Regions from separate parts of the Homo sapiens genome. Here regions 1 and 3 are each linked to region 2. The links are chromatin loops, found by intact Hi-C in ENCODE. Cell type or tissue: dorsolateral prefrontal cortex. All regions are shown on one strand.

The links. Peaks named below come from ENCODE experiments on the same cell type or tissue, not always from the same donor. Only the 100,000 strongest peaks of a DNase experiment are listed, where the experiment ranks them.
Region 1: a loop joins it to region 2, with 3 times the contacts of the local background. A loop is called at or near these places in 7 of 110 quality-filtered maps.
Region 3: a loop joins it to region 2, with 5 times the contacts of the local background. A loop is called at or near these places in 15 of 110 quality-filtered maps.

Annotation. Positions count from the first base shown.
Region 1 is chr2:80,069,109-80,077,108 of GRCh38, reverse strand. All of the region lies in intron 7 of CTNNA2 (catenin alpha 2), which reads right to left. Among named protein-coding and RNA genes, the nearest start is that of MIR8080, 210 kb to the right of the region's middle. In dorsolateral prefrontal cortex, a CTCF peak has its summit at 3,874 (motif pointing left); a DNase peak (open chromatin) is centred at 3,858.
Region 2 is chr2:79,931,035-79,939,034 of GRCh38, reverse strand. The region is part of intron 7 of CTNNA2 (catenin alpha 2); the gene reads right to left. Among named protein-coding and RNA genes, the nearest start is that of MIR8080, 68 kb to the right of the region's middle. In dorsolateral prefrontal cortex, CTCF peaks have their summits at 2,512 (motif pointing right), 2,895 and 3,094 (motif pointing left); DNase peaks (open chromatin) are centred at 2,554 and 3,084; H3K4me3 peaks cover 1,208 bases; H3K27ac peaks cover 1,318 bases.
Region 3 is chr2:79,981,567-79,989,566 of GRCh38, reverse strand. All of the region lies in intron 7 of CTNNA2 (catenin alpha 2), which reads right to left. Among named protein-coding and RNA genes, the nearest start is that of MIR8080, 120 kb to the right of the region's middle. In dorsolateral prefrontal cortex, CTCF peaks have their summits at 6,675 and 6,883 (motif pointing right); a DNase peak (open chromatin) is centred at 6,906; H3K4me3 peaks cover 626 bases; H3K27ac peaks cover 713 bases.

The sequences.
Region 1 (8,000 bases), 140 kb before region 2:
TATCAAGCTTTTTAACTTTAGTCATGTTAGTGAGTCTCTAACTTTTGTTTGTTTGTTTGTTTTGAGACAGAGTCTCACTCTGTCGCTCAGACTGGAGTACAGTGGCGTGATCTTGGCTCACTGCAAGCTTCACCTCCTGGGTTCACACCATTCTCCTACCTCAGCCTCCCAAGTAGCTGGGACTACAGGTGCCCACCACCACGCTAATTTTTTTTTTTGTATTTTTTAGTAGAGACGGGGTTTCACTGTGTTAGCCAGAATGGTCTCAATCTCCTGGTGGGTCTCTAACTTTTTAAAGCATCTCCTATTTATCTTTTAGCAACTCTGTTTTCTTGTTGTGAGTTCTAGAACATAGAGGGGCTATATATTTGCATTAGGGAGAGAATGTCTACTTGGTTATAAGGCTTATAAAATTATTTAGCAAGATGCAGTATGAACAGGACCCAAGTCAGAAGTAATGAGTGAGAGGGGCAAAGTGATATGCAAGGGACAACTCCACAAAGAGCATGATTAAGGAAAAAAAAAAAGCCAAGTGCAGTGGCTCATGCCTGTAATCCCAGAAATTTGGGACGCCAAGGCAGGAGGATCGCTTGAGCCCAGGAATGCGAGACCAGCCTGGGCAACATAGTGAGATCTCTGTTTTACAAAATAAAGAAAGAAAAACTAGCCAGGCATGGTGGCACATATCTGTGGTCCCAGCTACTAGGGAGGCTGAGCAGGGAGGATCACTTGAGCCCAGGCAATCAAGACTACAGTGAACCGTGATTGCACCACTGTACTCCAGCCTTAGCAACAGAGTGAGATCCTATCTAAAAAAGAAAAAAAAAAAAGGAAAAAATGATGCAAAAAGTCTGTAGGTAAGTTGAGAAACCCAAAACCTATGCCATCTTAGAAGCCCACCTCCATTCCCTAGACCCGGCACAAGGCTAAACACCGAAGAGGCCTTCAATGAATACTTGTAGATTTCCTTTTTGAGAAGGTGGGGAGGACTTTGTGGCATTGAGGCTTTTTGAAAAGAGGGCTTGATAAGTTCTTATCAGGGAGCCAGATACAGTAAGAAAACAGCAAAAAAAGTTGTATTTATTTCTTATGGTTCCAAAGTAGGTCCTTAGCTGGCAGAAGGTAAAGTCCTTAAACTACCTAGCACTCCTTTCCTCATTGTCTCCAGCCATTCGGTACACATGCTTGTAACTAGTGATGAGTAAGCATTTCATAGTCAATGAAGTCTATTAGAGTGATGGCCTAAGACACAGGTGGTTTCAGCATATAATAAAAATAATTAATTTATAAATATTATTTTTATAATATTTATACATGTATAAATATTATTTTATAATATTTATACAAGTATAAATATTATTTTTATAATATTTATACAAGTATAAATATTATTTTTATAATATTTATACAAGTATAAATATTATTTTTATAATATTTATACATGTATAAATATTATTTTTATAATATTTATACATGTATAAATATTTATATTTATACATGTATAAATATTTATATTTATACATGTATAAATATTATTTTATAATATTTATACATGTATAAATATTATTTTTATAACAGTTATTTTTTGATGACTATGTGCTATGCATTTTCCTAAGCAAGTTATACACAGTGCATCATTTAACCCTTACACAGCCCTAGGAGGTAGACGCTATTATCACCTTATTTTGCAATGGAGGAAAATGAGACACTAAGAGAGAATTGAACTGCCAAGAGTGAAATGGCTAGTAAGTTGGAGAGCCCAGAGTAGAATTCAGGTACAGCTAACTCCTCTTGACCACTGTGTTCTGTGCTGAGATAGAGTGTATATCAAAAGCCACTTTGCCCTAACATCTTAGATGGTACAGGATGGATGGCTTAGGAATATGGGATACAGGTATCTTGATATGGATGATAGAAGAAAAAGCTGAAATATTTCAAGTTCCAATACCTATCTGATGACCTTCCCAGGACAGACAAAAGGCAGAATGAAGGGGCTTCCCATCACACAGGGATAGAAGTGCAAACACCAAAGGAGAAACAAGAACAACAACAAAAAGAAAAAAAACAGTAAGGGAAGGGATATGGACAGACCTAATAGAAACGAATCAAGGTCAAATGTTCATGTACACAGTAGTTTTAACGGACTTCCCTAATTGACAAATTGTCTGTATAATCTTTTAGAAGTAGCACAGATTTTGAAGTTTCAGATCTAAGTTCAAATAGGGTTCAGCCAGGATCTTGAGAAAGTCACTAAGATATTTGTAAGGCTTAGTAACCTAATCTAATCTGAACATTGGAGACATACAATTTGCAGTATTATTTGGGGTGATTCCACTGAATTATGTAGAGAAATGTGTTTTGTAAGTTGTCTGGCATAGACCATTTGAACCTCATCTTGTTCTCTTGCTCCTTATTTCCCCTTAGGTTTAAGCAGCGTCTAATACACAAATGGTCACTGAGGGGGAAGAGCTCTGAGAATCACCACTGCAACTGCATTGAGAGTACAGGACTCAGGTTGTTTGATCAGGTGTTGTTCCTGCAGCATATCTTGCCATGTATAAGCCCTCTATTTCACCCCACACACGCATACAGACACACAATGAAGAAAGTGGGAGTCACACTGTCATTCTGCCACCTTCTCTAGCTCATCTACTCTTCTTGCAAATGAACTTCAGATGTTAAACAGTGTTTTTACTTACATCTTTCAAAATGGGGAAATGCCATTCCTAATACAACTACTGCCTCTTTAAATGTTTTGTGTCACGGTGATTTGTTGCAGATGGGTAACATGTAGCCAGATGGGGGTCTGTTCTTTACCTCAAAACTAGGATTCTTCAGGGACCCAATATGATGGAGTGTGCTTTGCATAATGGGCTTATTTGATGAGCACAGTTGTTTTTTGACTAAAACCAATCTATAAGCTTAGGCCATACATCATGTTGCTAAATAAATAAATACTAAATAAATCAAGCCATAATTAAATATTTTAGAATTTGAATGAAATGTCTTTTTCCTAACATTATTTTCAAAAATCATTTGGTGATTCCCCAGCTAAACAGTTGCTTAGTAAAGCCAAGAATCCAAAACAGGTTTGGAAGCAAAAAGCCCCAGACTCCATCACTACATACCCGTAGGTCAATATTAGAAATACTGGACTATCTGTTAGAAAATATCAGAAATAGAGGATTAGTTAATCATGAGAGAAGCTCATGATGGAACAATATGCAGCCATTAAAAAAGAATGTTTCAGAAGAATCTGTAATGACATTGAAAAATGATTAAGATATTATTGCAAATGTTATAAAACAACATATGTGATATGACCCCAATCCTATAAGTGTGTGTGTGTGTGTGTGTGTGTGTGTGTGTGTGTGTGTGACAGAGAGAGAGAGAGGTTTGTTTTATGAACAAACCAGAGAGCGCCTGCACACTGGCACTTGGGTTCTGTGTTTCTTCACCATAGGCTGAGACCCATTAGCCCAAAAGCCTGCTGGCATCAATCTCAAATTTTTACACATCTAATTATCTTAAATATTGCCCAAATAAGCAGATTTTCAGTGAATTGGAGTTTGCTTGCTTTGCACACTTCACAAATCTGTGCCCAACACCTGTAGCCACAGATAACATAAGCTCTGGGTGTAAAGATCTCAAGCTGCTGCTACCCTTCTGAGCACTCAGACACAGAGATCCCCTGCTGTGCTGCCCAGTGACATCACCTAGATACACAATCTCTGATGATCTCTGCCCTTTTTCCTTTCTGAACTGGGACCTCTGCGCTTACCCTCAGGACAGACTTCCACAGCAAGGAACCTCTCTGCCTGCAAACCTGTCAAAGTGCCTAACACAGCCTGTGTGTACCACTGCCACCTTGTGGTCATATTTTTTTCTTTGATTAGTCCCCAAATCCTTTGAACTCCTTAAAATGCCACCCGGCATCTCCTTTCCCCATGAGATGTAGAGAAGACTGGCTGCAACCTTATGCCACAAACCCACATTTCTCCAAATATTTTCAGTGCTTACTATTTCATCTTTACTTTTGTAGAAAGCTTCTGGCTTCTACTCACGATAATTGCTTCACTTTGATTGATTCAAATATGAAAACCAGTTTTTTCCTTTAATTTCTGCACGAAAATAGACTCATACATCACATGTGTGATACTGACTTAACAGAAGGTTTGACTCTGAGTTGGGGGATGTTCTACTTGCAACAATGTAAACAATAATATCAAATGGAACATCCCTCGTTTTCCCCTCGTTTTCCTGCTTGGAAGTCTTTCTCTGTTACCTACCATCACAGGTTTCTCAGTGGCCCTTGACCCTCCCTATTTTCTTACAGATTCTCTCTCTTCACCATCGCTGCTCTGCTCCACCTTCCCTTTTTGCATTGCCCACAATAATTCACTGATGACATGTGGTTTTAGTTGGAATAGGTGGGACAGGACCAGCACTGCACCTTGAATGGTATTGGAATAGTGGATGGGTGGAGGGCAAGCTCCCCAGAGCCCTGTCTTAGTGGCAGGGCTTTTCAACTTCCAAAAATGGAAATGAAGTTACTCTATGTATTTACAGTAAGCATGCAGTTTTTGAGAAATATGTGACAGGAGAAACAGAGACAAAATCTTAAACATTAAACAAATAGAAAATAAAAGTGATACGGAGCAGTGGGGTACCCCAGAAGGCCCTTTTCCAAGCTTAAGTGCTACAGAAATCAGGAGAGAGAGTTGAGCACCAAGAAACTGGCAGAACCAGAGCAGGGCTTGGAACTTTTGGCAGCGGACATACTGGGGGTGGGGGAGGGAAAAGAGGAGAAAAGGTAGGTGACATTTTAAAGCAGGAATATGATCTGTGCAAAGTACCAAATATGAGATGTCTTGTGGAATGCTGAGTAGCCCAAATTGGAAAACTGGAGGCGAGAAAAGTAGACTAAGAGGGGCAGATGGAGCTAGATTTGGGAGACATTGAGATATCAGGCTAAGAGTTGACACTATTTTTAAAGCCAGTGTTTCTCTAATTGAGAATTTGTGGAGCTCTCAGTGTCTATCTATAGACTCCAGCTTAAGAAGCATTGCATGACTCTGAAAAGGGTCAAAATCTGCCAATATGTAAGATCCCCTTGCCAAAGCATTTGGAACATTTTCTCCTCTTAATCTGAGTCTTAGTGCCTCCCTCTTGTTCTCTTCCAATAACTCTGCAGGAGATAAACTTTACTATTTTCATTTGCAAGTTTTCCCCAAATCCGAGAATTCCTCTGTTATGTCTGCAGCAGACATTACATGTGGTACCACCTTTGCCACCAAATGTGCCACCACTTCAACAACCATTCTCCAACCCCTGCCGATGAGCTCATCTGTTACCAAGTACTCTGTACAACGTTGAACAGCATTTTAGAAAAGACTCTGTCCTCCCTCAGTCCTCTCTCCCCTCCGCCACACTAAGTGCAAGCTGGGAATCAGCTCAGATTTATTGGATGTAAGGGCCTGTAATGACTTATCAGTCTGGGTGAGAGAAGTCTATTACCCTCCAACCACACATCAAGTGGTTTTCATCTCAGGTCCACACACCACCTCACGGGGCCCACAGCAGGAGTAGAACAGTAAATTCACTCCAGGGTTAAATAAAACTTTGTAGTGGGCAACAATGACAGACAAGGTCTTGATTAAACATGTGAGATGGCAATTTCTGAATGGGTAACCAAATCTACATTTCAAAGTAAAAACTTAGAGAAGCTTTCAAAGGAAGACATTCAACAGAGCGGGATGCTACAATTGACGGCACGGAATAGGGAGGAGGTATATTTCAGCAAAACTTTGTTACTATCTCTCCTTTCTTTCTTGTTACAATTCTTCCATTTAATGAGTTTGTCCTCTAATTTTTCAAAAACTTTTTTTCTTTCTATGATATAATAACAACTAGAATACAGCACCAATGAGGAAAATATTGAAGTGCAGTAGAGCAAGGCTTAGGCTTTGGAATGAAGTGATGTGAAACTTTTTGTAATAGGCTGAATAATGGCCCTCAAATCTATCAGTTCTTAATCCCTGGAGCCTGTAAGTGTTACCTGATTTTTAAAAAGAGTCTGTGCAGACACAAGTAAGTTAAGGATCTTGAGATAGGAAGATTATTCTGCATTATTTGGTAGGGCCCTAAATATAAACACATGTATCTTTATAAGAGGAGAGCAGAGAAACAGTTGACACAAAGAGACCACAGCGAAGGCAATGTGACCATGGGCAGAGACTGGAGTTATATGGCCAAGGAATGTAGGTAGCCACCAGCAGCTGGAAGAAGAAAGGAGATGAGATTCCCCCCTAGAGCCTTCAGGGGGAGTATGAGTCTGCTCACACCTTGATTTTGGCCCAATGGAACTGATTTCAGACTTTTTTTTTTTTTTGAGACAGGGTCTCACTCTGTTTGCCGAGGCTGCAGTGCAGTGGTGTGATCATGGCTCACTGCAGCCTCGACCTCCCAGGCTCAAGCGATCCTCCCTCCTGAGCCTCCCAAGTAGTTTGGACTACAAGTACACACCACCACACCCAGCTAATTTTGTTTTATTTTTTATTTTTTTGTAGAGACAAAGTCTCACTGTGTTTCTCAGGCTGGTGTTAAACTCCTGGGCTCAAGACATCCTCCCGCCTCAGCTCCCAAAGTGCTGGGATTACAGGTGTGAGGCCCAATTTGAACTTCTGGATGCTAAAACTGTGAAAAAACAAATTTCTGTTGCTTTATGCAACCAAGTTTGTGATAATGTGTTACAGCAGCCACAGGAAACTAATACACTTCTCACTCACAATCCCCTCATATAGAACATTTTTGGAAACCATCCAGGTAGTATTTCTTCCTGGGCATCATCCCGCTTATTGTAAATTAGACTCAAATGCAAAACTACCTTTTCAGGAAAACTGGAGCACCCATCTCTGCTTTATTGCAAAGTTAGTTAGATCAAATTAGAATCATCTCACCCACTACTCTAAAGGGTTAAATGTGCCTATGAGTGAATAGACTGAGAAGGGAGTTACAGTGTTGGCTGGGCTGATTGATCCAGACTAACCAGGGCAAATTGTAGCACTCATCCACAGTCAGGGTAAGAAAGAATATGTCTGGAATATAGAAGATCTCTTAGTTTAGTATTACCATGCCCTGTGATTAAAGTGAATTGAAGACTACAACACATTCCAGACAGAAGTACGAATAGCCCAGACCCTTCAGGCATAAAGATTTGGGTCAACCTACCACATAAAAATGCATGACAGGTTAAGGTGCTTGCTGAAGGCAAAGGGAACAGAATGCATAGTAGAAGAAGGTAGCTATAAATACCAGCCATGGCCATTTACAGAAAGGAGGACTGTCACTGACATGAGTATTTCTTTCTTATTAGTTATGAATTTATACACACACACACACACGTACATATATTAAGCAAATCTCTTCAATTTATTTCCTCTCTTATTCCCTTATCACATAATATGTTTTGACTTTATATAAATATTTAAGCATTGTTAATTTCACATCATAATATTGAAGTTATGGTGTATCAAGAGAAAAGATCAGACAAAGATTTCACCTTCTTTTTTGGGGAAGGAATTAGTACATTTTCAATCGTATGGCGGATGGTTGTATCATGTTAGATGGAATTATAAATTTCTATTATTTTTATTTAGAGATAAAGTATGATTTAAAAAGAAGTGTTTGTGAGTACCATGCTGACAAGCGGTAGATTTGTGATGGTTAATTTTATATGGCAACTTAACTGAGTTAAGGGATGCCTAGGTAGCTGGCAAAATGTTATTCCTACTTGTCTCTGTGACGGTGTTCCGGAATAGATTAGCATTTGAATCGGTAGTCTGAGTAAAGAAGAACTACCTTTACCAGTGTGCACAAGCATTAGGGCAGCTTCCAATATGCTGAGGGTCCATACAGAACATAAAGGTGGAAAAAGGGTGAATTCTCTCTCTCTTCTCAAGCTGGGACATCTATCTTCTCTGCCCTTGGACATTGGAGCT
Region 2 (8,000 bases):
CATGATTATGTTGGAACCCAGTGCACACTCCACCTGTTAATATCGATCTTTCAGGACCACTCCATGGCATTGTCTGTCAGTGATAGCTGCCTGGTCTTTAATGCAAGAGCCTTAGAGAACCAAAGGTTTTATTACATTAGTATGTTTTTGACCAATTCTACCTTATCTACCTATTCATCTTAGCTTTAAAACCCAATTAAAATCTAATTTATCTGATCTCTGAATTCTGAGTACTATTTGGCAATGAATCAAACAGCCTTGTAGTAACTACATTACTACACATTGTGCCCTAAAGTGTTCTAGATAATACTTTTAAAAAAAATTGGCAAGTGCCATTTAAAGCCATGGCTATCTCTTTGGAGCCACCTCCATCTCATTTGAAGAACAAATGCTTTGTCTTTATGCAAAAAGTGCATACTCTGATTTTATGCCTGTGATTTTAGTCATAATTTAAGTGCATAATGCGAACAGATCGCTCGCTGTTCTTACAATTCGGTTCACTCTCTAAAAATGTTGGATAATAATATTTTCTGACAGCTACAAATCCCTCCAACACACATAAGCACACACACACATACAGGAAAGTGTCTTAAAATCTTCCAAATTGTGAATCTACTCATATGTATAAATGTTACACTGAGAAATATCTTTAATTAGACTGTCAATCCAAATACATCTTCATCACTGTTTCTGATACTCCATTTTCTGAAACTGTGAAAAAATCATATAATGAGGATCCAAATTCTGTTCTACAAATCAAGCTCTACAATGTATATGTTTATTCATATTATTACATATCTATAAAAACAAAGGGCTCATTTGCTTTACACAATGAAATAGGCGACAGTGAGCTGGTTCTCCCCTCCTCCCTTACTTCTCAGCTCCTCCTTGGTTGGGAGATGGGAGCAGATTTGAGGGCACTGCCATTTTTGAGGGAAAACCACTGTTCTAGGCTTTTTTCCATGTGTTTTCTAATTTAACAGTTAAAATAGCCATGGGAAGTTGGTGTCATACCAATCAAATCTGAGTAACATAGAGTTTAAAAAACATGTCTGCCTCAACACATCATGATTAATCCCACCCTCTAAAAGGTCAATAGAATGAATCTCGAAAGGCATGTGGAATGTCTACAAGAGTAAAAACAAAAACTTTCTTCATCAGTGTTTCTCAAAGACTATTTTAAATAGAACCAGGATGGGACATTAAGCACCACAGAATTACTTAGAAAGAAATGTAGTCCTCTTTTAATTGTCTTTTCAGTCTTCTGATTAGCTTTAGAATACAGTCTTCATTTCTTTTACTTTAAGCCTCTCCAGCCTGTTCTAATCTTCCTTTTTAATAGAGGGAACAGGGCCCTTGGCCGGCTTCAGTATCTTCTTAATATTTAATTTCATTTTCATGTCATTGTATTTTTTTCTGTGGTTATCTTCTAATTATGACAAATGATACTAATGTTCCTTTGAAGGCATAGTAATATACCATTAGCCTTGTAAATACAGATGATTTGAAAAGTGAGAAAATTTAGAGAAATATGAAATAATGAGGGGTATGTGCAGATATGTCAAGAAATCATGAGTGAAGACATAGCCTGAAGATTGCAGACACTACATGCAGAATGCTAAGTGAAACGATGGATTGTCTTCCACGTCACGTAGACTGGCCCCATCTTATGAGCAGGTTGTTTTCTCAAATTTCATTTCTAAATTTGTTGTTTGTAACACTGATAGTAGTTTCCTTTATAAAAGTGCTATATGTGGCTGTTAGTTCTTCCAGCCAGGCCAGAAAACCCTAACTTAGAATGTAAGTCAACTGGCTTACATTTGAAACAAAAATTGATGTTTAAAGCAAAGCACTACCAAATACTATTATGATGTTGACAATTAAGTAGAAATGACAAGAAATTGAATAAGAAACCTCTATGTAATTTTTATGAATATTTGTTTTCCATTGGGAAGAATATTTAATAAGAAGGGAGGAAGAGGTCATAAAAAGACATCTGGAGGTCAATGGCATTATTTTCTATGTGTAATTTCATCACAAAACAATGGAAACTACCTTCACATCAATACTTAGCAAACAGGATAAGAAAAGTGGCTCTTTCGCGGCTTACTTAGGTCATGTAACATGACAGAAAACGAAAGAAAGGTGAGTGTGGGGAGGAGATAAGAGAAAAATCTAAGAGACTTCAAGCTTCAAGACTCTTCATCTGCACAGGCCTCCTCTAAATCCTGGTATCTAATGTTTATTCATGATTTTGTATTATTTTTAACTAGAGTCTCCCAAGTGTATAAATTTTAGACCTCTACCCCTGGAAAGACTGTGAAACTTCTCTAATATAATGAGGCAAGATGGATTAAGGTGAGGAACGATGGCTTAAGGTAAGGAAAATGGTTATGCCAGTATCCAAAAGAAAGAAGCTTCCTTAGACAACTTTAATTAAGCCTGTCTACAACTGAGGTGGGTTGAAAGATGCTAGGAAAAAAAAAAAAGGACGCTTGGAGTTTCCAGAAACAGCCACTAGATGGTGGCACTCGAAGGGCCAGAGGATGCCGGTTGCAGGCAAGAGCCAAGAGGAGGAAAAGGGGGTCGGGTTGTCTGTAACTCTGTTCCCACAGGGCACATTCAGGAAGTAGAGGCATAAATAAGGGATTTTCACCATTCCTCCTTTCACAGGTATGACAATTAAATAATACCGTAAACTGTAGATAAACTTTGTACCTTTATAAGGCATTCAAAAGCATTCACCACTGAAAATTCTCTGGGTGACTACAGAGAAAAAAAAAAAATCCCAGCATGAGAAAAAAAATAAAAAAAAACAAACTCAGAAATACTGAGGAAACGAGTACTGCCTCAGAAAGAAAAAAAAAATAGAATCAAACGAATATGGTTTTCTTCACATTTAGAATACACTAAATAGAGCACATTGTTCTTTTAAGCCTCTTTGACTCTGATGTCTTATTAGAAATCCTGTACCAAATAAGCATAAGCCTTTCATTTTAGTTATTATTAAATCTCTCTTCATTGCCATTCTATAACATCAGCATGCAGATTGCTCAATTACACGGGAAACGGTTGCAGCATGCAAGTCTGCCCTCTTCTGGTCATGTCCTTTGACAGTCCAAAGAACTGTGACTTGCATTTAATTTTGATTTCAACAACTGGGTAAATAAACCTAAAAAGGGAAAAAAATGCCACTCAAAAAGGAAATCTCTGCAAGGAAAAATAACACAAGGTGTATTATTTATTACTGCCAGGCCTCTGTCAACATTCTTTCGAAAATAATCAGCAAACCCCAAAACGTTTTAGAGGGACAATTTGTAAAAGGTAGTCATTTCTCCACCCCAGTTAGATTTATGCATTCATCTCATGTATAGTCTTCGTATAACTACAATGTGACACCAATTCTTCTATTTCAAAGATATTTGAAATGTAGAATTTCACTAGAGCATTGAACAAGGTGAGCCAGACTGGGCTGATCATGAGATCAACTAAATCCAGGGCACTAAAAATAAATGATAGCCTCTCTTTGTGAGGCTGCAGTGTAACAGGAGAGTGTGGGGTCAAAAATAGGGCAAAATGTTAACAGGCAAATCTGAGTAAAGCATATATCGTTCTTTGTACTTTTCTGCAACTTTTTGTAAATTTAAAATTATTTCCAAATAAAAAGTTAAAAAAAAAAAAAGAGAGAGAGAGAAAGAAGAAATACGGGCTCTGGGCAGACCAGTCTAAATTGTGGTTTTGCCTCCATGTGACTTTGGACAAGGCATTTAATTTTTTGGAGGCTCTGCCCCCTCATCTATAAAACAAAGACAATAGTGTTCTTCCCTAGTATGGCTGTCAGCAGAATCAAAAGAAGTAATAAGTGCAAAGCACCTAACACCACGGCTGGCAGAGAATAGCCTGTCAGTAATGTAGTCATTATTTTCATTGTTGTTATTATTCATTAGGGAGGAAGATGGGTGTCCGTCAAGGAGATAATGCTAACTCTGCTCCCCCTCTCTGGCAAACATCAAAAAAATATACCAACTTTAACTGTATAACTTGTTAAGGATCTATGCAACTGCAATCTCATCCAAATAACTATTGAGCCCTATTTATACATCCATTCTAAAATTCCTCTTAGCAAACTCATTCAAACTTCTACTTATCTTTGAAAGTAAAACCTTGGTGCATTTATTCTAAATCTATCTCTTTTCAGTAATGCTACCTACATTTGTAACATAAAATAGGATTTAAGCCATTGGGCTAGGTTCTTTCATTACACCAAAGGGTCCCATGTCTTTTTTGGGGGGAAATGAGGAAGAGCTCACCTTGTTCCCCTCTGTATATCACATCTGGTAGTGTCTAATCCTGAGCTGCAGAGCAAGGACACAGCTTTCATCACAGAAGAGGCAACCAGTCCCTTAAGCCACATACCCTCCCTACTTGGGATGCTCAAAGACTTCTGGGCTGGGACTTGCCTTTGGAATGATGTAAGGACAATGGGCTTAGAATACAAGGAAAGCTGAGTGTAAACTCAAGTCCCACCTGTAGTAGCTCTTCTGACCCCAATCATATTGACTTATTTGAGCCTCAATTTATTTATCTGTGAAATGGGAACAACCACTCAACAATTTTGTAGAGTTGCACAGTTAAAGATAACACATGATTTTAAAAGTAGGCAAATTATTATTGCTATTAGTGTTTGGCTGTTGCTGATATTATTAGATTGGTGCAAAAGTAATTGCTGTTTTTACAGTTACTTTTGCACCAGCCTAATATAGTTAAGTTCTGTAATCAGGCCAAATTGATTTTCATCTTCTTAATTCAAACACAAAGTCAGAGAAAATAGAATTTCTTTTTAAAATGTATTTGGATGATAGGCAAAATTAAAATAGTTCAAGAATGTTTTTCAGACCATATAGGCATATAATTTTAAAGCTCAACCTTAGAAATTATGTATCTCTGCTTTCTCATTTTATACATAAATAAAATATTCAAAGTTTATAGTTACAGCTTAGTGCCGACCTGAACCTAAAACATAGACCTCTTCTGTTTTCATTTTGGAATGGTTTCTATTACCTCATGGAACTTCCTTAAATTTTATATTTATTACTGATCTTTAAATGCTCCATATGCAATGTTATCTGGAGATGTGATCAAGCTGTCACAACTATTCAAAAAATGTTAAAAAACTAAAACCACACAAAGCATTAATGCAGGTAAATGAAGCACAGAAACATTTTAAGTGTGCTTAAAAGCATACAGGTGGTTAGACCATGTAAAGAATAGTAATTCCAGGGCTGGGTGCGATGGCTCATGCCTGTAATCCCAGCACTTTGGGAGGCCGAGGCAGGTGGATCACCTGAGGTCAGGAGTTCGAGACCAGCCTGGCCAACATGGTGAAACCCCGTCTCTACTAAAAATACAAAAATTAGTCAGGTGTGGTGGCAGGTGCCTGTAATCCTGGCTACTAGGGAGGCTGAGGCAGGAGAATGGCATGAACCCGGGACGCAGAGGTTGCAGTGAGCCGAGATCTTGCCATTGTACTCCAGCCTGGGCGACAGAGGAAGACTCCATCTCAAAAAAAAAAAAAAGAGAATACCAGAAGCCCAAAGATCTAGATTTGAATTTCAGCCTCTTTGTTTCACTAGGTCTAGTAGCTTAACTCTGTGAGATTCAATTTTCTCATTTAAAAAATGAAGATACAAATCCTAGCCGAACAGTGTTGTTAGAAAGGTTCAATATGATAGCCCGTAACATGGTGGGTACACAATAAATATCCAATAAATATAAGCTTCCTCTGCCCGCCCCTTTTTTATATTAAACCCATGAATCTATGACCTAAGAGAAAATGTCTACCCAATTTACACAGAGGTTGCTCAATAAATACCATTGTGATTATGGTGGTAGTGGTGATGTTAACACAGAAAACAAAAACCCTATAAAGCATGAAATGATAACTATAATTGTCCAAGATATCCACAAACAAAAATCTCCACTTAGAGCTAATCAAATATATATGCTAGAAATATTGACAACAGAGAGCTGACCTAAAATGACGTACGTACAGACAAAATAAATTAATGACTGGTGAAACACACACTTCAAAGATCACAGGGATCAACAGGATCAATGCACACTATTACAGTAGACACATTCAAAGTTCTTTTTCTGGGTATCAACAGGTGCCTGTCATGACCACGGCATGAAATACAAAGTGTGGTGGTAAAAATGCAAGGAAGAAGATGGGGTGGTTTGTCAAGTTTGTAACTCAATGTATGTGATGAAAAGTTTGAGGATCTAGTTTTTCAATATTCAATTAAAAATAGGCCTTGTTAAAATGTACAAAGTCTTGAGTACTCATAAACTAGCAGTTACATAAAATGTAAATCATACTTTATTTACACTTAATATTGGGAATTATTTTCATATTGTAAATTGAGTAGTTCATGGTGTACACACAGCAAGCTTACTTCAATAACTGGCTCACTTACATCATAAATTCAAGCTGAAACAGTATTTTCATTGATCTAGCATTAAGAAAACACCAAAAAAAGAAAAAAAAAAAAAGAATCTCACACACAAGTATCTCAGCATAGGTGGCTGAGAGGTGGCCGGAGTTAAAAGACAAAACCTTAAAGGTTTTAAACTATGATTTCACATACTCTCAAATCCCAAGTTCACTGGTTCCCTCTTCTCCATCACACAGTTAGCTTTCTCCCCTGCTCCTCTTTCCCTTTTATCTGTTTCTTCTCTTTCCTCTCATCATTCTTCTTTTCCATCCTGTATAACTATAATAAAGCATTGTTTTTTCAGAGAAAGGGAGGGCTCTGGAGGTAGAGTGTGGGGAGGAAGGGCAGGTCCCCATAGCCTTTAGGGCTCAGGTTCTGCAGTCTGGGTGTACAACAGTAAGAGTTGCTCCACTCAGCCCCAGGTGGGTGAGGCTCGTCCCCACAGAAATCCATTGGATCAGAATGTACCTCGGTCCTGAGCTTTGTAAGCCAACCTCATCAAAGAATCTGAAGGTGTGAGAGAGGCTCAATGGGCAGTTGCTGACCGCATGCATTTTAAACAGTACCTTCCATACGCAACTGTTTTTGTCTAAAAAGCTAGTGCTGGGGATTTGGGGCAGTAAGACTGGGTAAGGAGAGAGAGATTCTGAGAGTAGGTGACCTCTCCAGGATCCACAAATCCCTGGATTCCCATGTTTGGATTAGGAGCCTTGTATAGCATTAAGCTGAACTTGCTTGCCTGTATTGCCTTTGCAAACATCTGCTTGTATTTTTGTGGTTGTCTGCCTCTCTCCCCTTTTAGGGTACTACCAACTGAAAGGTGAAACGAGGCTTCCCAGACTATCTGGGATGAAAAGTAGTTAAAAAAACAAACTTCCAGTCCATTGAGAACTGATCAACCTTTGTAAAATTCTGTGCCATTGTTGAGGAAATGCAAAATTACTACAAAAGTTTCTAAATGCTGACAATTATTGTACATATCTTGTTGAAGACTAGTAACAAATAGCTTACAGACTAGTGCTAGTCCTCACATCACACTTTGAGGACCATGGGTACAAATCAATTAAGAAATGCATTCTCCTCCATGACCTCACTTATATGTGGAATCTAAAAAAGTCACAGAAGCATAGAATAGAATGGTGGTTAATAAGGGCTGGGATAATGGGGTAAAGGGGAGTGGGTATAGGGGAGAAAAAGAAAAACAAAAGAAACCCATTCTTCATAATTAAATTTTGCATTTTAAAACATATCCGATATTCATAGATAAATATAATTAAAAAGACAAGATGAATTTAAATGATATAAAACTACAACTTATTGGTGAGTCAATAACATACAAGGTCTTTTAACCACTAGTTAACACATACACAGTGAACAGTTGCATTGTGCAGGATATTAATGCATATTGCAGAGTTTAATGGATTGAAATTCTGCATACTGAAGAGTTTAATGGATTAAAATTATCCCATGAAATTTCATAATTTAAAAATTGTCTAATCAAAATCA
Region 3 (8,000 bases), 51 kb before region 2:
CCTCCTGGGCTCAATGATCTTCCTGCCTCAGCCTCCCAAGTAACTGGGACTACACAGGTGCATGCCATCATGTCCAGATAATTTTTTTGTTTGTTTGTTTGTTTTTGTATAGACGGGATTTTCACCATGTTGCTCAGGCTGGTTTTGAACTTCTAGGCTCAAGTGATCCACCCACTACAGCCTGCCAAAGTGCTGGGATTACAGGCGTGAGCCACTGCGCCCAGCCTAATACTCCAATTTGTAGTGGTTTCCATGGAAGAGGAAGAAGTGCTTCTATCTCAAAGCCGAGAGCAGGCTAAGAGACTTAGAAACATGCATTGGGAATAGACCCAACATTTTTGTTTCCTTTGAAATGTTTGTATTTTGGGTTATATTTGAATTATGAAACCGTTACTTGTTAAGGGTTTCTTGGAGGAATACTCCACCATCAGTGCATATTTTAATTCATAAGTATCACAAAAACCTCTAGCATCCTGTCTTCTTTTGCCTAAAGGACTATGCAATTCTCGAGGTTTCCGTTTTATCCAACATACTGGAAAAATGTCAATCCATCAGACATTAACCAAACAATGATCCACAGTTAGAGGCTAAAGTATTCCTGTAATTAAATCCTGAACAAAAGCTATACAGTAAAAGAACTTTTATCATTCAACACAATACAAATTACAGTAGACTTTTTCTAAAATGTATACTTAGGGTTTTATTTTCTCATCTTCATTCATGAGCCTCAGATATGCAACATTTGATCGAAAGAAACCTTCTTGTACATATCACTTTATCCTGGGCTCATGAACTGATTTTTCATTCCTTAGAGTTGCAGAGATAAGCAGGCCAATTACATATAGCTTCTAACAAATCCACTAAATGCATGAACCTTAGAATTCCAACTCTGGCAACTGTGGGAAGTTACTTTCTTCAATGAGCCTTAGTTTCTTTGGTTGTAAAATAAGCTCTTGCAAGTATCCAGAATTCTCACAGAATTACTTGAGGTTAAATAAAAATATAGATGTGGAGTTCTTAGCACAGTGCCTAGCATTTAGTGTGGCTCCTCACATAGAAGCTAATACACACACACACACACACACACACACACACACACATACACATACACTTCATATAGAAGAGCAACACAAAGAACACTAACTCTACCATTTCTTTTTTCTGATGTGGCCATTTTAACATGCCCTCTTGGTCAGTGGGTTTGAGGACAAGTGCTAAATATTCAAATAGACACATCATAGAGGCACCTGGCCTCCACGATGATAGTGCTGATGGTGGCGATAGTCTAAGCTCTTACCTGTGCCCTATGACAGAAGTACCAAGAGTAATCCTATCTTAAAAATGAGGAAACTGCGTAGCTGGTATATGGAGCAGCCAGGATTGCAACCTACATGATTTGATGCCATATTCTGTACACTTAACCTCCACAAAATGAAATTCCCATTGTGTCCTGTCCATAACCCAATTCTTGGGGGTAATACAGGCAGAAGCTACTAAACAAAACCAGGGAAGTCTGCCATTCAGTCAACTCTCAAGAATCATGAACTAATGGACTCCATTTAGAAAGTCTGTCCCAACTTCCCTTAAACCACACAGATTTATTGAGACCTGAACAGGGTAACTGTAGGCTCTATCTAACAGACCGTGATATATTTTAGGCAGGCAGAAATTATTTGTTTAATCTGAATATGAACTAACATTGAAAACAACGTAAGAATTACTGGTGTCACTGTATTCTGGGCATTTTCCACTTAACAGTACTTATCTCAAAGTGCTTTTAAGTGGGTGCATATAGCTTTTAGCCATTTAGACATGGTTGTGGTAGATGTATTATTTTTTACAATGTCAGAGAGAATGCTTCATAAAACAAGTGCCACATAACAACTCTACAGTCATGAATAGGGAGAAGGACATATAAAGTTTATTCATTTCTATCATTTATTGTCTTAAATTGAGGAAATTAGTGAAATTCTACATGCCTGCAACTTATACCTTCCATTTACTAAAGTCCCAGTATGTGTCAAAGTAGTTTTCATTCCTCACAGCCATGTTATGAGCTAAATATCACTAACTTTCCCTTTCAAAGGTGAAATAAACTGAGACTCTCGAAGATTAACTTGCCCAAGGTCACCTAGCTCGTTAGGAGGCACAGGTGGGACTTGAACCCAGTTCTTTCTGAATTCAAAACCTCCAAAATGTCTGTCACATCAAGCTGCTTCAATGAGATGCTAGAAAATCAGGACAGTGAGCAAGCTGGAGATAAAGGAAGATATGGAGGAACACGGGAAGTGTGATCCTCACACACAGACCCTGCAGATTTCAGAGCATTTTACTCCATGATAAAGGCTCACCCTGACAAAAAAGATGGAGGACACAGGCTGACGCCCTGGCTGGGGTGAGGGGCCAGTGCTGGGCTTGACCTTCCTGGAGAATTGTGGACTTGAATTTTGGAAGAGAGACAGCTTCCAGTGGGGAAAAAAAGTGGTTCCACAAGACACCAAACACCACACAGCACTCTGGGCCCGGGGCTGCCAGTCAAGAAAAGCATCCACAGGCCCAATCAACCCCCAGACACTTCCACCTTGAGGCAGCAAGATCCAACTTTGTGTTTCCTTTTTATGTTCACTGATCTTTGTAAACTCAGGGCAGATCAAGATGTCTGTTACATTCTGGATTAAATTACTTCTTAAAGACAACATGTAAACAGAGGCCCTGGAAGTAGCTTCTTTGAGAAGCAGTTTGGGCTACTCTTCATGTTGGAACTCTGGGACTCCTACCCCATCTTATCCATCTAACCTCATCTTCCTAGAATCTCCATCTTCTTTATTTCCACTCAACCTTCCTCAACAATGTCATGGAGGAAAAGGTGAACGGAATAGTAGTGTATGCTTTTGGTGAGCAGAAATGTCATGAGGCCTAGGCAGGGAGAAGATGATGGCAGTGATTTTGGAAGTGTGTAAGTGGTAAGTTAGCCCCTCCACCTGCATAAAACTTCCTGCAGAAGCAACATTTAGGGTCACACGAGAGCAGAACAACGAAAAGTGCAGCATTATATAATGCTGCAGAATGGATCCTTTGTTGAGACTATTACAGCTTAGGGAATTCACTGATAAGACTATCAGTGGTCCCACCAACAGTTCTCCAGAGGACCAAAGAAAAAGCAATTGCTATGTCACACAGGGTGCCGTAGGTAGGGCCAAGAGTTTGCAGTAGGGATGGGCAAGTGATGGTTACAAAGTAAAGAGGAATATCCTCAAAGAACATCCTTGGGGATGTTCAGCAGCTACTGGGGAATGTCTGTTTTCAAAGGAAGAAGCAAAGGCAATCATTCCACTATTCAGCTCATTAAAGGCATCTTAGCAGCAATCATGTCCAAGCTGCTATTGGCATTTGCTGAAAACTTAAAGAGGTCTTGACAATTTTTACCAACATCTCCCGTGGTAAATTAAAGTTAGTTGTTAAAATTTTGGCAAAAGGATTTGTCCCTCATAGAGTCAAAATATGCCCTTCAAAGCAAACTCACCTATCCCATGTACTTCCAAGAATACATATTAAAACAGAGGCTGGCCTCTGGGGCAGGCACATTCGGAAAGCAAATGTCTATTCCTGTTGTTGCCTGGGGTGTGGGCAAGTGGTCCCCTAGAGGGAATAAGGACAGATATTTGCTTTATGATGGAGACCTGGGACTCAGGCATCTATTTGCACTTGCCCTGGTATGATATCTGGCAGTTGTTCCCACTTGCCTGGCTCCAGGTCTGCTACAAGACACCCAGGAGGTTGGATGCTGGCTGCTGGCACACTCTAGGCAGGCAAGGCCATGCTCAGACTTCCCTGCTGCTGGGCCTGCTGCTTGCAGCTTCTGTTTCTAGTGCTGTCTGTTTCCATTGACGTTAACATATACAGTAGATTAGTTTGCTTAATGAGCAACATTAATGCATCGATTAATGTGAAAATGTGACAACATTTGCTTTACCCCATCATGTCCTTTGTTTAGTTTATAGGCAGGATGGCCACCTTACTTATTGTCTGTCCATTAAACACCTACTTATTGAGCACGTACTGTGTGTTTAGGTCTAGACTGGACTCTGAGGAAAGCATGCAAAACACTCAGAGGCTGCCACTCTCACTGAAGAGGCAGTTTGCACACATAAGGAAAAGGCACCTAATGACTGTAGGGATGTACCCTGAGCAATGCTGAAAGGCTGTGACAGAATTCACCTACAGGGGAAGCTGGTGAGGCATCAGTGTAAAGGAAGGTGGTTCAGAGCCCCTGGGGTTGAGGCAGTGCCATCGAAAGAATTCTGAACAGTGAGTGTAAAGGCATGGAGTGTGCAGCACTGTATAGGAATAATGAGTTATCTACGGGGGGTCAGAGTGGAGGATGCAGTGGAGGAGTTGGCTACAGATCAGCCTGCAGGGCAGGCTGGAAGCATCTTGGGAAGTGCTGTGCTTTGGGTTTGAACCCAATCATGCAGGCTGGGGGTCAGTAAACATTTTCTGTTAAGAGCCAGAAGGTAAACATTTTTGGACAGTCTCTGCTTCTCAACCTCTCAGCTCTGCCTTTGTAGGCCAAGAGCAGCCATAGACAATATGTAAACAAATGGGCATGGCTGTGTTCCAATAAAACTTTATTGAGAAAAACAGGCAATTTGGCCTGTGGCTATTGTTTGCCAATCCTTACTATAGGTGATGGGAAACCTCCTAGGATTTTTAAGCAGGGGATTATGACCTGACACAGTGAGTATATTAGATAGGTCACAGTGCTGCTGATCAGAGGATATAGTGAAGGGAAAGGAGGTAGGAGGCAGAAGGATGGGTCAGGGAGCAATAATGGCAGGGCTGGGCATTTCTGATGCCTCTGTGAGTCTCACTCTGTGGTTCACTCCTCTGTACAGTGCCCCTCTGCCCTCAGCACACTGACTCATAGCCACACTTCACTTGGAAGTTCTACAAACTAAGGCATCATTCTCAACCCGGTTGCATTTCCTAAAGTACATTTTGGCAAAGATGTCTCTTAAATTAATTAAGTATAGATCAGCACAAAGGTAACTTGTAAATTTGACAGGATGTAGGAGATGAAAAGGATGCCTTGTAAAGAAAAATGTGGAAAATCAGGGTTTAAGGTAAAACAGAGACCAGCATGATAAATGAGCACAATCAGCCCTTTTATCTTTTAATATTGAAGTGAGAAGAAGGACTTGGATCAATGCCCCCATCAATAACTAACTCTTTTCTCTCTTCTCAGAACAACACTAACTTGCTCAATGTGGAGACAGTGGGGAAAAAAATCCTTTCTTAGGCATTTTTCTGAAGAGGGTTTCCAAACAGAGGCCCTGGTTGCCAGCACTACTTTTATGAACACATGAAAATTCCGTGGCAATTAACAAAATCCATCTGCATTAATGTGTTGAAGTTTCTGCAAACCCAGAATTAAATTGAACATGCCAATTCTAAATCAATTATTATGGGGAATTGTGTAGCAAGTCTTCATAATAGGACAAAGGTAATCTTCGGCACAGCTTGAGTAGAAACCGAGGTTTTGGAGTAATGAGGCTTTATGATAAATGAGGACCTGCTTTTATTTTTTTTAATCACTCCAGTATAGGTTGTCCCTATCTGAAAAAGAACTATGTTCCAAAGTTTTCAGTGCAATTTGGATTATATTTTCTCTCAGGAGCATGGTATAAACGTGAGTCAGTTCCCAGGCTAGCCCTTCAACATTCATTTAAACCCAAAGAGAAATGACATAAAAACAGTAAGAAGCAATGGCTTTGCAGTACTAGTAATTAAGCAAATCAAACACAATTTTAAGATTAGAAAATCTTTTATTTTCAAGTTTTCTTAAAAACAGAGAATTTAAGGAAATACAAGAGAGACACAGGATTCATTCCGAGGTTCTTATCAGTTACAGCACTCTCCTCCTACCTGTTCATTTGACACAAGACGCACTGGCCTCTATTCTTTGAAGACTCCAAGCTTGTTCTTAACTGGGCCTTAATGGTTTCTGTTGCATTAGTCTGCAACACATTTCCAAGTGAGTTTTAAATGTCTACATCCTTCTAATTACCAAGTTCTCTTAGAGAAGCACGCACCATGAGTATCTAAAGGAGACCCTCCCTATCCTAGTCAGCATCTGTACTGTCGCACTGGGTCAGTTTCTTCACAGTGTTTATAAAAATGTTTATTATTTATTTTTCTATGTATTTATTGTGTGTCTCCTCCATTTGGATATAAGTTTCACGCAAGCAGGGACTTTGTCTTCTTCATCCCACAAGTGTTGAATTTTATATGTATAAAAATGTATATAATGTTAAACTATAAAAATTTATTATTATATTAATATGGATATGTTGTATATTAATATAGGTATATGAATATATAAAACATATATGTATTAATATAGATGTGATATACAAAATATATATATATATACACATATATATATAAAACTGTTGACTGGACCTTGAGGGGTTATATAGTTGCTTTCCAGGGTTGTGTAATTTGGGGGCAGGATTTCTCTATTTTCTCCAATTTAATTCCAAAACCAGTGGCCATCAATTATTTGATAGAGAGACCCAGGCTGAGAACCATTCTTTTAAGTTCATTCACAGACATCAAAATAGCTTGGTTCCTCATAAATGAAATAATCTGTGGTCAAGAGAGAGAGAGTTATTCCTTTAATCCATCAGTCAAATTTGAAAGAGAGATAGAGGAAAGTGAGTTTTTAAAAAGTTTACATATGTATCAATAAGTAAAAACAGTATGATGTTGACTCAACTAATTGTATGTCTGTAAAAGCACAAAAATGGAGATCAATAGGTGAAAGCAAAATTTCCCAGAGAAAAAAACGCAAGCACTGAGGACGACAGACCAAAATACTGTCACAGGCCTCCAGGGGGTGCCACCGGCATAGCACATAGTTGTCATTTTACACTGAGTAGGAAAGGATATGCTAATAGGAAGCAAAGAGCAATTAACAGAAACATCAGAAACCTACCATGAAGACTGGGCAACATGGAGAGACCCCATTTCTACAAAATATATATATGTGTGTGTGTGCGTGCATGTGTGTGTGTGTGTGTGTGTGTGTGTGTAGTTAGGAGTCTGTAATAAGCAGATTCTGTTATATATATGTTATATATGTGTTATATATGTGTTATATGTTATATATGTTATATATGTTATATATGTTATATATATGTTATATAGGTTATATAGGTTATATATGTTTTATATGTGTGTTATATATGTTATATATGTTTTATATATGTTATATATGTTATATATATTATATATATGTTATGTGTGTGTGTACATATACATACATATATATATATATATATATATATATATATATATATATATATATATATAGTGGCACATGCCTGTGGTCTCAGGTACTCTGGAGGCTGAGGTGGGAGAATCTCTTGAGCCAGTGAGTTTGCGGCTGCAGTGAACTGTGATCATGCCACTGCACTCCAGCCTGGATAACAGAGCAAGACCCTGTCTCAAAATAAAAACAAAAACAAAAACAAAACACTACCATGAACCAAGAACTTGGCTGTTTTTATATATAATCCTTACAACAATCTTTTGAAGTTCATATTCTATTATCTTTATTTATCCTAATGAGGAAACTGAAACTCAAAGTCGTTTAATCAAGAAAGGCTAATTCTGGGTTACGGATCCAGGTTTAAATCAAAGTTTGCCAGGATTTATACTTTTTTTTCCTATTTCATTTCTCCAGAAAGGACATACATTAGTTAGGTATTTACACTTAAAAATCTGAACATAAAAAATTTACGAAATAAATAATGGGCAAGTTTGACTGGACATTTTCTTTTCTGAAAAAGTAAGCTTTTGCTCGATAAAATTGCTTTACATTATGATAATAACTGATTTTCCTAGGGTCCATAAGAATGACTTTAATTACAAAGCAAGTCTATTGTGTACTGTGGCCGTGTTTTCCAACTGTCTTCTGGAATACATGTTAGAGTTAG